Linked DNA regions of Homo sapiens: region 1 is linked to region 2. Evidence: chromatin contacts called from ENCODE Hi-C or POLR2A ChIA-PET data. All regions are on one chromosome and are shown on one strand. Each heading gives the region's core, a stretch centred on a gene start or an enhancer-like site at or near the end of the contact. The rest is flanking DNA. Distances are from core to core; before and after follow the strand shown. Region 1 holds the start of RPL32 (ribosomal protein L32). Region 2 overlaps MKRN2 (makorin ring finger protein 2).

Evidence for each region. Hi-C counts contacts between places; a loop is a spot of excess contacts on that map. ChIA-PET counts read pairs that join two places held with the same protein, here RNA polymerase II (POLR2A). Pooled maps may share reads with other maps.
Region 1: a map of gastrocnemius medialis shows a loop between it and region 2 (2.1-fold over the local background). The contact joins the promoter of RPL32 here to the enhancer-like site in region 2. A Hi-C loop is called at or near these places in 1 of 168 maps with a recorded cell type or tissue (gastrocnemius medialis) and 1 of 50 pooled maps. POLR2A ChIA-PET finds 5 or more read pairs at or near these places in 7 of 52 experiments (K562, OCI-LY7, Panc1 and 4 more).

Annotation. Positions count from the first base shown.
Region 1 is chr3:12,837,584-12,844,364 of GRCh38, forward strand. It overlaps RPL32 (ribosomal protein L32), which reads right to left and starts at 3,982. Exons shown (of 4, transcript NM_000994.4): 1 at 3,911-3,982; 2 at 2,559-2,659; 3 at 1,766-1,947. The coding sequence starts at 2,654. SNORA7A (small nucleolar RNA, H/ACA box 7A) reads right to left here and starts at 2,867; the gene lies at 2,729-2,867. RefSeq lists enhancers at 2,342-3,280, 3,281-4,217, 4,311-4,560.
Region 2 is chr3:12,578,551-12,585,114 of GRCh38, forward strand. It overlaps MKRN2 (makorin ring finger protein 2), which reads left to right. Exons shown (of 8, transcript NM_014160.5): 7 at 3,258-3,402; 8 at 3,566-5,163. The coding sequence ends at 3,703. It overlaps RAF1 (Raf-1 proto-oncogene, serine/threonine kinase), which reads right to left. Exons shown (of 17, transcript NM_002880.4): 16 at 6,297-6,431; 17 at 5,051-6,107. The coding sequence ends at 5,964. Among named protein-coding and RNA genes, the nearest start is that of MKRN2, 25 kb to the left of the region's middle. Within about 2 kb of position 1,546, at least 2 of the 41 ENCODE cell types and tissues checked have a DNase peak (open chromatin) inside an H3K27ac peak, as active enhancers do.

The sequences.
Region 1 (6,781 bases), core at 2,732-5,231, 260 kb after region 2:
ATCTTTTCTAACAGAAATTTTCAGCATTTCAACGCCTGGTTAAATTTCCAATCTTGGAAGGTAACCACGTTAGAATACTGGTCTTGTTCATTTTTATTACTTGTATCTACAACCACTGTAGGTGAAAGTTATCTTTGTAAACGTAAACACAAACATCCTAGTTAGTCACACACACTCCATGTTCTTTCTAGTTTACTTAGGAAAATTCAGCTTTTTGGCTTTCATTTACCAGTAAGTGAAGAAAATAAACTGTCACTTCCCATGAGAATTTTTCATTCCACTGCCCTAGTTTTAATCTAAGCAGGTCACTGAGTCTTTTATACACAAAGCTCACCAAGTGTCTAACTTACTCAAAACACCTAGAACTAGCTGGGTGTGGTGGAGTGTGCCTGTGGTCCTAGCTACCAGGAAGGCTGAGATAGGAAGACAGCTTGAGCCCACCTTGAGTTTGGGGCTGCGGTGTGCCATGATCACAGCTGTGAACAGCCACTGCACTGTAGCCAGGGCAACACAGAGCCTGTCTATCTCTAAAATCAAACCAGGCCAGGCATAGTAGCTCATGCCTGTAATCCCAGCATTTTGGGAGGCTAAGGCAGGCAGACCGCTTAAGGTCATGAGTTCAAAACCAGCCTGGCCAACATGGTGAAACCTCATCTGTACTAAAAATACAAAAATTAGCCAGGAATGGTGGTGCACGCCTGTAATCCCAGCTCTTGGGAGGGTGAGGCAGAAGAAACGCCTGAAACTGGGCGGTGGAGGTTGCAGTGAGCCGAAGTCATGCCACTGCACTCCAGCCCCGGCAAGAGAGCAAGACTTCATCTTAAAAAACAAAAACCAATAAAACCCACCTGGAACCAATGCCCTGCAAACCCTCCATGTGCTTTCACCTCTACACCTTTGTGTAAGCACTCTCTGCCTGCCAAGTTTCCTCCTGTTCTCCATCTAATGCAAACTTTCCAGAGCCCTCCTGCCCCTGAAGATACCCCTTACCACAGCACAGACTTAAGAGCCCCTTAAGGTCTGAGGTCCATGTTTGACCTTCTCCCGCTTGTAAGCCAAAAATAAAATTCAAAGGCCCCCAGCAACCATCTGAATGCACTCCCTCCTTGAATAGGGCACTCTTGGTTTCCACAACCTCTTACTGTAGCCAAGACATTCCTTTCTAGTGATAACCAATTCTCGACGAGAAACAGAAAATCTATCCAAAACCTCGAAGTGCCGCCTTTCTGGACCAAACCAATGTATGCCTTATGTGTATTTGATTGATGTCTCATGTCTCCCTAAAATATGTAAAACCAAGCTGCTCCCCGCCCACCTTGGACACATATTCTTAGGGTCTCCCAAGGGCTGTGTCACGGGCCATGGTCAACTCATATTTGGCTCAGAATAAATCTCTTCGAATATTTCAGAGTTCAACTCTTTTGCTTGACACCTTCATAAAGAAAGCAACATTTTGGAAACAACAGCCAAAGGATATTGTAGTAGTGGAAAGTGGCTATTATTGCAGTGTTCACAAAGCAGTCTTTTCCTGGTCTTGGGTCTCTACACTTAGAAGACCAAGTCACCTCCTTCAGCAAAGGAAACACCTTGAATTCCCCAACAAGCATTCTCTAAAATCCTGCAAGGAACAACTTCTGATTCCCTCAGAGAATGTACAACACCCCCCGCCAAAATGCATCCCAAGAGTTTGTAGAGTTCCTGCCAGAAGTGCTCACACAGATGCAAACTTCTGATCACTGAAAACTAGAGGTGGGACCCAACTCACTTGTTGCACATCAGCAGCACTTCCAGCTCCTTGACGTTGTGGACCAGGAACTTCCGGAAGCCACTGGGCAGCATGTGCTTTGTTTTTTTGTTGCTTCCATAACCAATGTTGGGCATCAAGATCTGGCCCTTGAATCTTCTACGAACCCTGTTGTCAATGCCTCTGGGTTTCCGCCAGTTACGCTGAAGGAAATAATACACAGGTGGGTTAGCGTCTGTGCAGAGTGCGAACTCTTCCTTTTGGGGAGGGAAAAAAAGGACCAAATGAAAAGGAAGTATGCCACACAGTAGTTGCCTTTGGTAACAGGACTTCACTATTTCCTTACTTTTTTGGTGGGAAAAACCAGGAGCTCGTGGCTTTAGCCACTAGGGATGAAGGCACCCCCACCATTGCCACTCCCAAGCAATGGAGGAGGCACCAATGGGATGCGAGGGGACTGTGTAGATACTGAGATGGCAAGCACAGCTGCAGACACTGCTCTCAGCACCTGAGTTTTCTTGTCTATAAAATAGGGATCCTGCTGTCACAAGGCAACCCAAAATACAGGACACAAATGCAAAGCCCTCTGAACACATCAAAACGGCCAAATGTCCCTTTTCATTAAAGTTTCGCTTCACACATCAAGAGACATAAGTACCAGCACTAGGGCACACTGGGGGAGACCTGTATTTCTACAGAAAGCTCTTCCACAAGCCAGTTCATCGGTCAAAGATAATCCTGACTAGGTGATGTCAGAAACTGTTGGAAACTCTTTTCTTCACCCCACACCCATTTCCATCCCAGGACCACATACCTTAATTTTGACATATCGGTCTGACTGGTGCCGGATGAACTTCTTGGTTCTCTTTTTGACGATCTTGGGCTTCACAAGGGGTCTGAGGGCGGCCATGATGCCTTTTGGGGAAGAAGCGGCCCCAGGTGAGGAAGAATCCTGGAAGGAGGCTTTCCTGCCCAGGGACTGAACACTGTCGCAGAGTGTCTTCCAATCGCCAGCTACGGAGCAAGCTGGGAATGGAATGGGTGCCTCTGCCAGGCTTGCTTTCCCTCCCTTTCCGAAGCTGGCAGAATACTAGGCACTCTCCAGATGCGATCCCAGGAGGTCAAGGGTCACCTCACCCACTCAGAGCCCAAAGAATGCCAACAGCTGAGCAAATCAAAACTGACCCCAAGACACTCTCAATTTGCAAGGGGCAGCAAATCCCACCCCACCAGTGTCCGAACCCCCAGATGGTCCTTCCGGTAGTACTGGCCTTGACCATCTACTTGAACCTGAGTCTTTTCCTCACCTGTAAAATGAAGATGACACTGCGCGCTGAATGCCTGCAGTGCCTGTCACAGGGTAAATGTTCAATAAAACCTTCTAATTCCCTAGGGAGCTGCTGCGCTACCACACCCTCAACACACACAAAACCACCATATACCTCTGAAGATGCCTCAAACCTGGAGATCTTCCAGTATCAACTCACACCTTCCTCAGTGTGGTCTTCCGAGCCATTGATTTCCTACAGCAGCACCCCTTCTGCTCTCTTCGCAGCCATCAACTGGCCCAGAGTGGGTACTCAATGAACCACGTATTCAAAACGACTCTGCCTTCTGGCCCATGATATCCTCGAAGGCAAGGTGGGGGCAGTTGCATCTTCATATTCCCAGAGATACTACCAGAATTTCTGCCTGCAGCTGGACCAGCCGACCTACAGCTCGTCTTTCCTTGGCGGTCCCGCAGCAGCAGCCCTCGGGCCAGAGACTGCAGCGGAAGAAGCCGGCCATGGCATGAACGAATACACGTGGGCCGACATTGGTGAGCGCTGGGATCCACAGATCCCAGCTGAAAGCTGTCAAGCTGGGCCACCCCTGGTCGTCCCACGGCCCCCAGGAGACCCCGAAGTCTGGCCTCAACTAGCACCCTCCACCGCCAAGGAACAAACAAGCAGCCCGCAGCTCTGAATACAGGCGGAGGGCAGGAGGCTCTGGGACGCAAAGCCCTATCAACTCGGCGGCTTCGTTCTGTTCCTGTACACGCTCCAGTAAGCTGACAATAACAATACCCACAGACACTACCGCGCTGAAGGGGAGGCCTCCGCACCACTGGGCGACGGGGCCAGATGAATCCCGCAGGAATGCGGATTGCCACGGATTAACACTTACCGAGAAGGAGATGGCTGCCACCTCCGTAGGCAGCGCCGAGGAAGAGAGAAGGGACGGTGGCGCGCAAGGGCTGATGGGTCGTAACCCCTGGGTCCTAGCAGGGAAAAAGGCAAGCACTTCCGGCTCCGGCTCTTTTAAATAAAATAAAGACACGTCAAAAAATAATGCCGCAAAAATTCTGAGTATACATGTTTTAATAGACAATAATAACTAGGAATAGGACTGAGAAATGTATTCTACCTATCCTTGGGACTACGTAGAAATTTGGAATTCTTTCTGAGCTAATAAGACCTGGTGGAGGGAGGAATTTACTTCCGCCAGAAGTCGAAGCCAATCCGCTTTTGGGCTATTTCCGCCCGCGTTTCTTCTACTCCGAAGTGCGCCTCTTAGTGGTCAGAAGAGAACAAGACAGAGACTTCCTAATAATTTCATCACCGAATTTAGACAGTAAATAGTAACGAAAACAGCTAACATGCGATGGAGTTCACTATGCCTACCACAATTCTATAACGTACCCCTATTATTGTCTCCATTTTGCATATGTGGAAGATGAAATTTGGAGACTTGACTCCAAACTCCACGCTTCTAACCACTGGGCGAAACTGCCTAGTTTTTCTTTGTTCATTTTTTAGAAATGGGGTCTCACTCTGTTGCCCAGGCTGGTCTTGAACTCCTGGGCTCAAACGATTCTCTCGCCTCAGCCTCCTGAGTAGCTGGGATTACGGGCACGAGCTACTGCCTAGATGTTTTTTGTTTTGTTTTGTTTTTTGGTTTTTGGTTTTTTTTAGACAGGGCCTCCCTCTGTCACCTAGGCTGGAATGCAAAGGTGCCATCTCACGGCTCACGGCAGCCCCTGCCTCCCAGACTGCCTAGTTTTTAAAGATGCTCTTGATTTGTTTTGCTTAGCTTTTGTATTTAAGATTATTGTGCAAATTGGCTGAGCACTATGGTTCACACCTATAATTCCAATACTTTGGGAGTCTGAGGTGGGAGATTTGCTTGAGCCCAGGAGTTCAAGACCGGCCTAGGCAACATAGTAAGACCCTGTCTCTACAAAAAATAAAATAATTAGCTGGGGCTGGTGGCGCATGCCTGTAGTCCCAGTTACTCGAGAGGCTGAGCTGGGATGATCACGTGAGCCCAGCAGTTCTAGACTGCAGTTAGCTGTGATAATGCCACTGCACTCCAGCCTGAGTGACAGAGCAAGACTCTGTCTCAACAACAACAAACCTATAAAGACAAATAACCCAATTGAAAAATGGGTAAAGAATCCAAATAGACATTTCTCTGTGGCCAATGAACACATGAAATGATCCACATCATTAGCCATCAGGGAAATACAAACTGGAACTGCAGTGAGATACCATTTCACACTCACTAGGACAGAGAAATGGGAATGTCCGTACAGTGCTAGTGCAAATATGAAATGGTGCAGTCACTTTGGAAAAGAATAGCATTTCCTCAAAATGTTAAACATAAAGTTACTGTAAGACCCAGCGACTGGGCGCGGTGGCTCATGCCTGTAATCCCAGCACTTTGGGAAGCTGAGGTGGGCAGATCACCTGTGGTCAGGAGTTCGAGTCCATCCTGGCCAACATGGTGAAACCCCATCTCTACTAAAGTTACAAAAAATTAGCTGGGTGTGGTGGCACATGCCTGTAGTTCCAGCTACTAGGGAGGCTGAGGCACGAGAATCACTTGAACTCAGGAGGTGGAGGTTGCAGTAAGTGGAGATCGCGCCATTGCACTCCAGCCTGGGCAACAAGAGCGAAACTTTGTCTCAAAATAATAATAATACATGAATTGGTGTCCCACAAAATGAAGATACTTTTTTTCTGATAAGAATATACACATAAGATTTATGTCAACTCAGTAATCATTCAGGAGGTTTTACTTCCTGAGATTTTTTTTAATGAAAACATTTTCTCAAGTTAGATTCCTAGGGTGTCTAAGTCAATGCCAAGAAAAGTTTGGAAAGACTTTGAGAGAAGGCCAGCCCAGCATCTTTCTTGTAAGCGGAGGTAGATTTGGTTTCACAGAGGCCTACTGGAAGTGATAAAAGGGAAGAATTCTTTAGGAATCACTTTAGTGTTTACTGTACATGCTAGGGACATAAATTTTTTTTAAAAAAAGGAATCACTGTGGTGTAAAATACTATTAAAATTTCTCTAAAAGTCTAGAGCTGGGCTGGATATGGTGGCTCACACCTGTAATCCCAGCACTCTGGGAGGCCAAGGCAGGAGGATTGCTTGAGGCCAGGCATTCAAGAGCAGCCTGGAAAACAAACCAAGACCTCATTTATATATTAAAAAAAAAATAGCTGGATTTGGTGGCACTCACTTTGCAGTCCCAGTTACTTGGGAGGCAAGGGCAGGAGGATTGCTTGAGGCCAGGCATTCAAGAGCAGCCTGGAAAACAAACCAAGACCTCATTTATATATTAAAAAAAAAAAATAGCTGGATTTGGTGGCACTCACTTTGCAGTCCCAGTTACTTGGGAGGCAAGGGCAGGAGGATTGCTTGAGCCAGGAATTGGAGGCTTCAGTGAGCTATGATGGCACCACTGCACTCTAGCTTGAGTAAATTTCACCTGCTGCAGACCTGCCTGTGTCTATGCGCTCCTAAAGAGCGGGAAGGAAACCATCAGTTTTGTCATCTGAAAGGGGAAAAGAGACGGGCAAACCTGGCCTTCTGCTCACTTCACAGGAATGCCGGAAGAGCCAGCAGAACGGGAAGTGCTTGGATCTTTGGGGGCATGGGCGTTTACGTATCATTCAGCCTTGTGGCCTGAGGAAGCATGTCACCAGAGAAGACAGCTCGAAGACTCCATGCCCAGGGCCTGGCTGGCTTTCTGCTGGGCTTGCACCATTCT
Region 2 (6,564 bases), core at 296-2,795:
AGGCAATCCACCTGCCTCGGCCTCCCAAAATGCTGGGATTACAGATGTGAGCCACAAAAGCTACCTTTTTTAAAAAAGGTAACTTAGCCTTTGCCATTGCTATTCTTCTTTGTGTTTACTCCTCCAAAGAATCTAACTGCGTTTGTTCATTCTCTGGTGCCTTCAGGTCTTCTTGAAATATTTGTGTTAAGACTTATCTGCAGGAGGGTTGGGTATGGCAGGCGTTTACTTGTCATACTAAAAGTGAAACTATGCATTACCTTTTTTAATGGTTCCTTTATGTTGCATATTAGTTTACTAAAGCTTGATTTTTTTTTTTTTTTTTTTTTTACCATTTTTTCCTCATACAATCTTCCTGTGTGTCCACAAGAGGGCAAGGCGTGGCAAGCAGAGGGGTCCCAGCTTGTAGAAAAGGGCCCCAGCCTGTAGAAAAGGGTCCCAGCCTGTAGAAAGGGGCTCTGCTGAAAAGCAGTCTGGAGATTGTTATTGCTATTTGGATCTTTCCTTGCTTTGCTTTCCTTTAATGACTGTGTTTTTTGCAATCCACAAACATTTACTGAGTACTCACTATGGGTCAGGTACCTTCTAGCTAAGCACCACTGGGGGATGTAGAGATTAGTAAGACAATTTCTTTTTTCTTTCGAGTCTCGCTCTGTCACCCAGGCTGGCAGTGGCATGATTTCAGCTCACTGCAACCTCCGCCTCCAGGGTTCAAGTGATTCTTCTGCCTCAGCCTCCCGAGTAGCTGGGATTACAGGTGTGCGCCACGACACCCAGCTAATTTTTGTATTTTTTTAGTAGGGATGGGGTTTCGCCATGTTGGCCAGGCTGGTCTTGAACTCCTGGCCTCAGATGATCTACCCACCTCAGCTTCCCAAAGTGCTAGGATTATAGGTGTGAGCCACTGTGCCCCGCCAAGTAAGACAACTTCATGGGAAACTGCAAAAGGGCAATTATGATACAGGTTTGCTGGTGACCAGTTCTTCATGAGGGACCATCTATCACAACAGAGAAAGCACTTGGATCCACCGGGGGCTGCCAGGGGAAGCAGCATGGGAGCCTGAACCATGAAGCAGGAAGCACCTGTCTGTAGGGGGAAGTGATGGAAGGACATGGGCACAGAAGGGTGTAGGTTTTGTGTCTGGGGGACACTGGGAGTGGCTCCTGGCATTGAAACAGGTGTGTAGAAGGATGTGGTGGGACCTACAGACTGGAATCTAAGGGACACTTGAATCCCAGTGTGACCATGGTCTTTAAGAACAGGTTGGGGCCAGGCGCAGTGGCTTATGCCTGTAATCCCAGCACTTTGGGAGGCTGAGGAGGGCAGATTGCTTAAGTCCAGGGGAGACATAGGGAGACCTCATCTCTTTAAAGAAAAAAAAAAGGTTGGGAAGCTCCTCCGTGCTGCTCTGAAGGTGGAAACTGGTGGGAGTGGGAGGGAGGCCAGTGAGGAAGTGGCCCTGGCAGGCAGGCCCCAGAGGCTTCCACAAGTGTGGGAACCCAAAGGAAGGGGAGATTGGGAAGTGATTTGTAAACAGAATGAACACAGTTGGGTGTGAGAGCCGAGGACACAGAGTGAGTCAGAGTGAACTGGAGGCTTTTGGCCTTGGTGACCAGATAAGCCTGGGGGAGGAAAAAGAGTAATATTCTTGTGAGAGTGGGGGACCAGTATATAATGTGTTTGACCTGATCGAGTTCATAGCCAGTGTGCTAGGATGCTCTGGAGTTGTCCAGCAGGCTCTGGTGAGAGCAAACTGCTCACGGTCATTTGAAGTCCGCTCAGAACTCCAGGCAAGCAGGGGCCTGGAGGATGTGTCGTCCACACACCTGCTCTCCAGCCACCTGTGCTCAAATCAGATCAGCTGGCCAGGGAGCTTGTTCTCTCTCCCCCCACCCTACCCCCCCGCCACCACCCCCAGTGAGACGAAGTCTCACTCTGTCTCCCAGGCTGGAGTGCAGTGGCACAATCTTGGCTCACTGCAGCCTCCACCTCCTGGGTTCAAGCAATTCTCCTGCCTCAGCCTCAGCCTCCCGAGTAGCTGGGATTACAGGTGCCAGCCACCACACCCAGCTCATTTGTGTATTTTTAGTAGAGATGGGGTTTCGCTGTGTTGGCCAGGCTGGTCTCAAACTCCTGACCTCAAGTGATCCACCCACCTTGGCCTCCCAAAATGCTGGAATTACAGGTGTGAGCCACCACACCCGGCCAGAGGGCTTTTCTTTATGCTGCTATGAAGCCGTCCTCAGAGAACTTCACCACCGGCCTGCGGCCATCCCATCTGACAAGACGGAAAACCACTGGATTCAGGAGCCTCCTTTCCCTGTTCTTGTCTCCCGCTGTCACACACCCCAGCTGCCCCTGACAGCAGCGTGCCCTTTCTGTTGTTTGGCTTTATTTCTGTGACTTTCCCCTTCCTCTGTACTCCGAGATGGCCCTCTGGATTCTTGGGTATCTTTTTTTTTTTAACTTCAGTTTGGGATCCTTTATGATTGGATAAACCAGAGTTCATTTGAGCAAAATGGGAATTCATTTGATTGAGTTTCCTTGGGCAGGGTTCTTAACATAGAGGTCTGTGGGGAGAATGGTAGAATTAAGAGAGAGGGAAAACATTTTGAACTGTTTGGTCACTGTATGCTGTAGACCCATGTTTTATGCATTGAAAAACACTGTTCAGAGAAGGGGTCCAAAGCACATAAGGCGTGAAGAAGCCCTCCCTGGTGCCGAGGTTGGAGACAGGAAAACTGGAAGGAGACCTATGGCTTTAGGCAGTTGCTAAAACCCTCTGCTTTCCCTGTAGCCACCTTGACAGCACTGCGGCCAGGAGGAAGGGGAGAGTTGGCTTGGTGGGGTACCTAGGGAACTTTGAGCAGAGACAAGTGGCCCAGCTTCAGAGCTTAGTGCCCAGAGGAGTGACCAGGCCTGGCTTAGCTCTGTGGTGACCCAGGAGGTGCTCTGGAGCTGCCGGAGGGCCTGTGGAGCACTGCAGTCTCCACACAGCAAGTCCCCAGGCAGGTTAATATCCTTTGCAAGGCTGCAGGTAAGTGGGGATACTTCCTATCCTGCTTGGAAATCAGAATCCCAGCTGTGTGTGACCTGAGACAAATCACTCAACCTCTCCCAGCCTCAGCTGCCCCACCTAGAATGTGAGGCTGACCTACCTCTGGCGTAAGGGTGGTAAGGATGGAGGCAGGCAGTGGCCCAGTTTGGACCCCTCATTTTCCCACCAGCCTCTTGACTTTTTCTTTCTGCTTTTCAGGAAAAAAGCCTGTAAATACTTTGAGCAAGGCAAGGGGACCTGCCCATTTGGAAGCAAATGTCTTTATCGCCATGCTTACCCCGATGGGCGGCTAGCAGAGCCTGAGAAACCTCGGAAACAGCTCAGTTCTCAAGGCACTGTGAGGGTAAGGACTTTAGCCATCTCTAGTTGGGGACACTTAGCAGCTGTGGGCATTTCCAGGTACCGTTCCTGGCAGAGAAATGGGGTAGGCAAAAGAACGATCAAGGAACGCAGCCTTCCTGTTGCTCTTAGCAGTAACCAGGCATGTCCACTGGCTGTTTTTGCAGTTCTTTAATTCAGTGCGGCTCTGGGATTTCATCGAGAACCGAGAAAGCCGGCATGTCCCCAACAATGAAGATGTCGACATGACAGAGCTCGGGGACCTCTTCATGCACCTTTCTGGAGTGGAATCATCAGAACCCTAAAGAGTAGATGGTTGCCCTGCATCTTGGGCTCCATCGGCCGAAACTTTCCCAAGCCAGGGTGTGCGGAGCTTCCCTGTACTGCAGCCAAGGTGACGTGTGACTTGGATTTGAGTGGAGTTGGGCTTAGCCTTAGTCTCATTCAATCTCCATTATTACAGCCATGGGGAAGAGTGAAAGATATAAAGTAACCTAATTAAATGTATGGAATTGCTATTTTTATAGCTGATATAGTTACACCTCAAGCCCCTCAGGGGTAACAACTAACAAACACCCAAACTGTTTGGATTGATTGCTTTAAAAAACAAACCTGGCTCTTACCTTTGATCTTTTCTTCCCCAGAAATAGTAAACTTGCAGCTGCCCCTAATGCAGCATATTTTTCTTACCAAAGGAGTCTTCAGCCCTATAAAAGGATTCCTCTATAGTGTATTTCTCTAGTGTATTTAGTGTGTCGTCAAAATTTTGATTTATACAGAGCTTTCAAGAACACACAATGCAAAGTGAGCGCAGCATAGCTGTTAACAAACATACAACTTTTTTCTAGGGCTTTAAGGGTGGTCATTTTTTTCAAGTTCTCTCAAGTGTCCCAAATCAGGGTAGCAATCTTGTTGCCACATGTGCAGCAAACAAAGTGGAAGTATAGATCTTCTTCTCCCTTAGGGAGGCTCTTGAAGGAGCAGGAGGTACAGTACTGGGTAGCAGTCTGGCCCTCCTGTCGTCTGGTTGGTGTTGGGGCCTCCAGCCAGGGCCCTCTAGGGGAACCAAGCCTCTGCTCTCACCTGTGGGTTCTTGCCCATCAGGGTAATTGTATTGAGAACTCAAATATACGTGCACTTACATGTGTGGTTCGTACTCAAGTGATCTATTATCTAGCTGCAAAGCCTGGCTTTGATTTGAAATTTTGTAAAAATTTCATGGCACCCAAGGTTTCTGATTCTGACCCAGCAGTGGTCCTGAAGAGAGCTGATGGCAAGTCTTGTAGTCATTTTGATTTTAATTGAAGGGTGAGCATAACCTTGTGAACCAGCACTAGCTTGTTCCAAGCTGGAATTTATCTAATCTATTTTTGTGTTTAAAAAAGCTGTACCTACCAAATAAATAAATAGTTTATAAAATGTATTACTTAAGGTATTAGCTGAGTTTAGAGTACTTTCTGCTTAATTAATTTTTATACTTAACTCTTCAGTAGAGGTTTACAAAGAGTACAAAGGTTAAATTACAAATTCATTCCCAGCCTAGGCTCTGGGCACATTTCCTGTTCTTGAATTCTGCTCCTGAAGAGGGTGAACAAATGGGGCATTCAAGTTGTGAGCTCAGAATTACTTTAAAAGGAGGTAACAGCCAGCCATTACACCTAAATTTAATTTATTTTATTAAAATAACATAATTGAGGGACCATCAGATAACTGTATTTTGTCAGGTGCAATAAAAACAAAATTAAAACCCAAATCATCAAGAAAACCTGTATTCCTGGCTTCCTTGTATACACATGATGTGACTAGAGAAACAAGGCTGTTTGTTTGTTTGTTTGTTAGAGAAACAAGGCTGGCCCTGCGGCCCCGCCCCATAGGGGCAGCTCCTGGAAGACAAAATTCAGCATGATGGAAGACTGCTCCCTGAGAGGGCTGAGATGCGGATTGGCCGAGTGCCTTGCCTGGAAAACCATCCCAATGCACTGGACACCTTAGAAGCTGTGAAAGGAGGACGTGTCCCCTAAGAAAAGTTCCATAGTACCAAAGCAGGCTCCTTCGGGCGGCCAGAGTCTCGGCAGTCCTGGGCTGTTTGGTGCCTTATGTGCAAAATGTCTGGCGCTGCACCACTCTCTGAAGAAAGTCCCGCCTGTGACATGCATTCCTCCAGAAGCTGATTTCCAAAATCCCATGTGTCTCCACATCAGGGCTGGACTGCCTGCTACCTTACTTCCTCTAAATACTCATGTAGCCAACAGCTGGGGCTGGGCCCCTGCTTTTTGTACTACCATCAACATCCACTTGCGCATCTACAGAAGGCTGGGCCTTGAGCATGGGGAATGTGGGGAGGGAGCAGGACACACCAGCACTGCAAATGGCTTCCTTCTCCCAGGGCCCAAAGGGATAGAAAAGAAGGCAACATGAAGTTAAGGCCCTGTGAGCAGTCTAGAAGGTCCTTAGCAGCAGCTTCTCTGAAAACATGTGTTCTGCCTCTGGAGAAAGGGAGCAGAAAAGTGGTGCCTGCTGGCTTCTCCTCCTCCCCTGGCAGCCTGAAGACAGGTGCAAAGTCAACTAGAAGACAGGCAGCCTCGGGGACGTGGTCAGCGTGCAAGCATTGATATCCTCAGTGTGGGCTGCCCGATGCAAGGATGGCTCGGAAGCGCTCCGGTTGATCTTCGGTAGAGAGTGTTGGAGCAGCTCAATGGAAGACAGGATCTGAAACAAAGCCCAAGAATGCTCTCATTAGCTGTGTCTCAAAGACACAGGATGTACCCTGCCCCCCACCATCTTGTAGAGGACCTGGGTCCCCTCCCTATAAAACAAAACAAAACACTCCCACCTTATATTGCCATCTTTACGAACCAACCCATGCTTTAATCACATTCTAGCAGCCCTGAGCCTTACCTGGGGAAAAAGAGGCCTCTCTTCCTTTACTTTCTTCACACAGTCAGCTACCAGCCTCTTCATTGCTTTGGGGCAGTTCTTATATAGCTTACTAAGATCTGGGGAGGCATATCCTCGGCCCACCATGAAGATGATCTAAGGGAAAGAAAACAGCTGAGCTAATGGGGGGTGAATGAACAACAGATAATAACAAGTCCTAACCCTCTAGCTGCTTAGGCTGGCGGAGGCCCAGGGGCTCCCACGAGTTGGGTCCTTTCGCACCAGCACA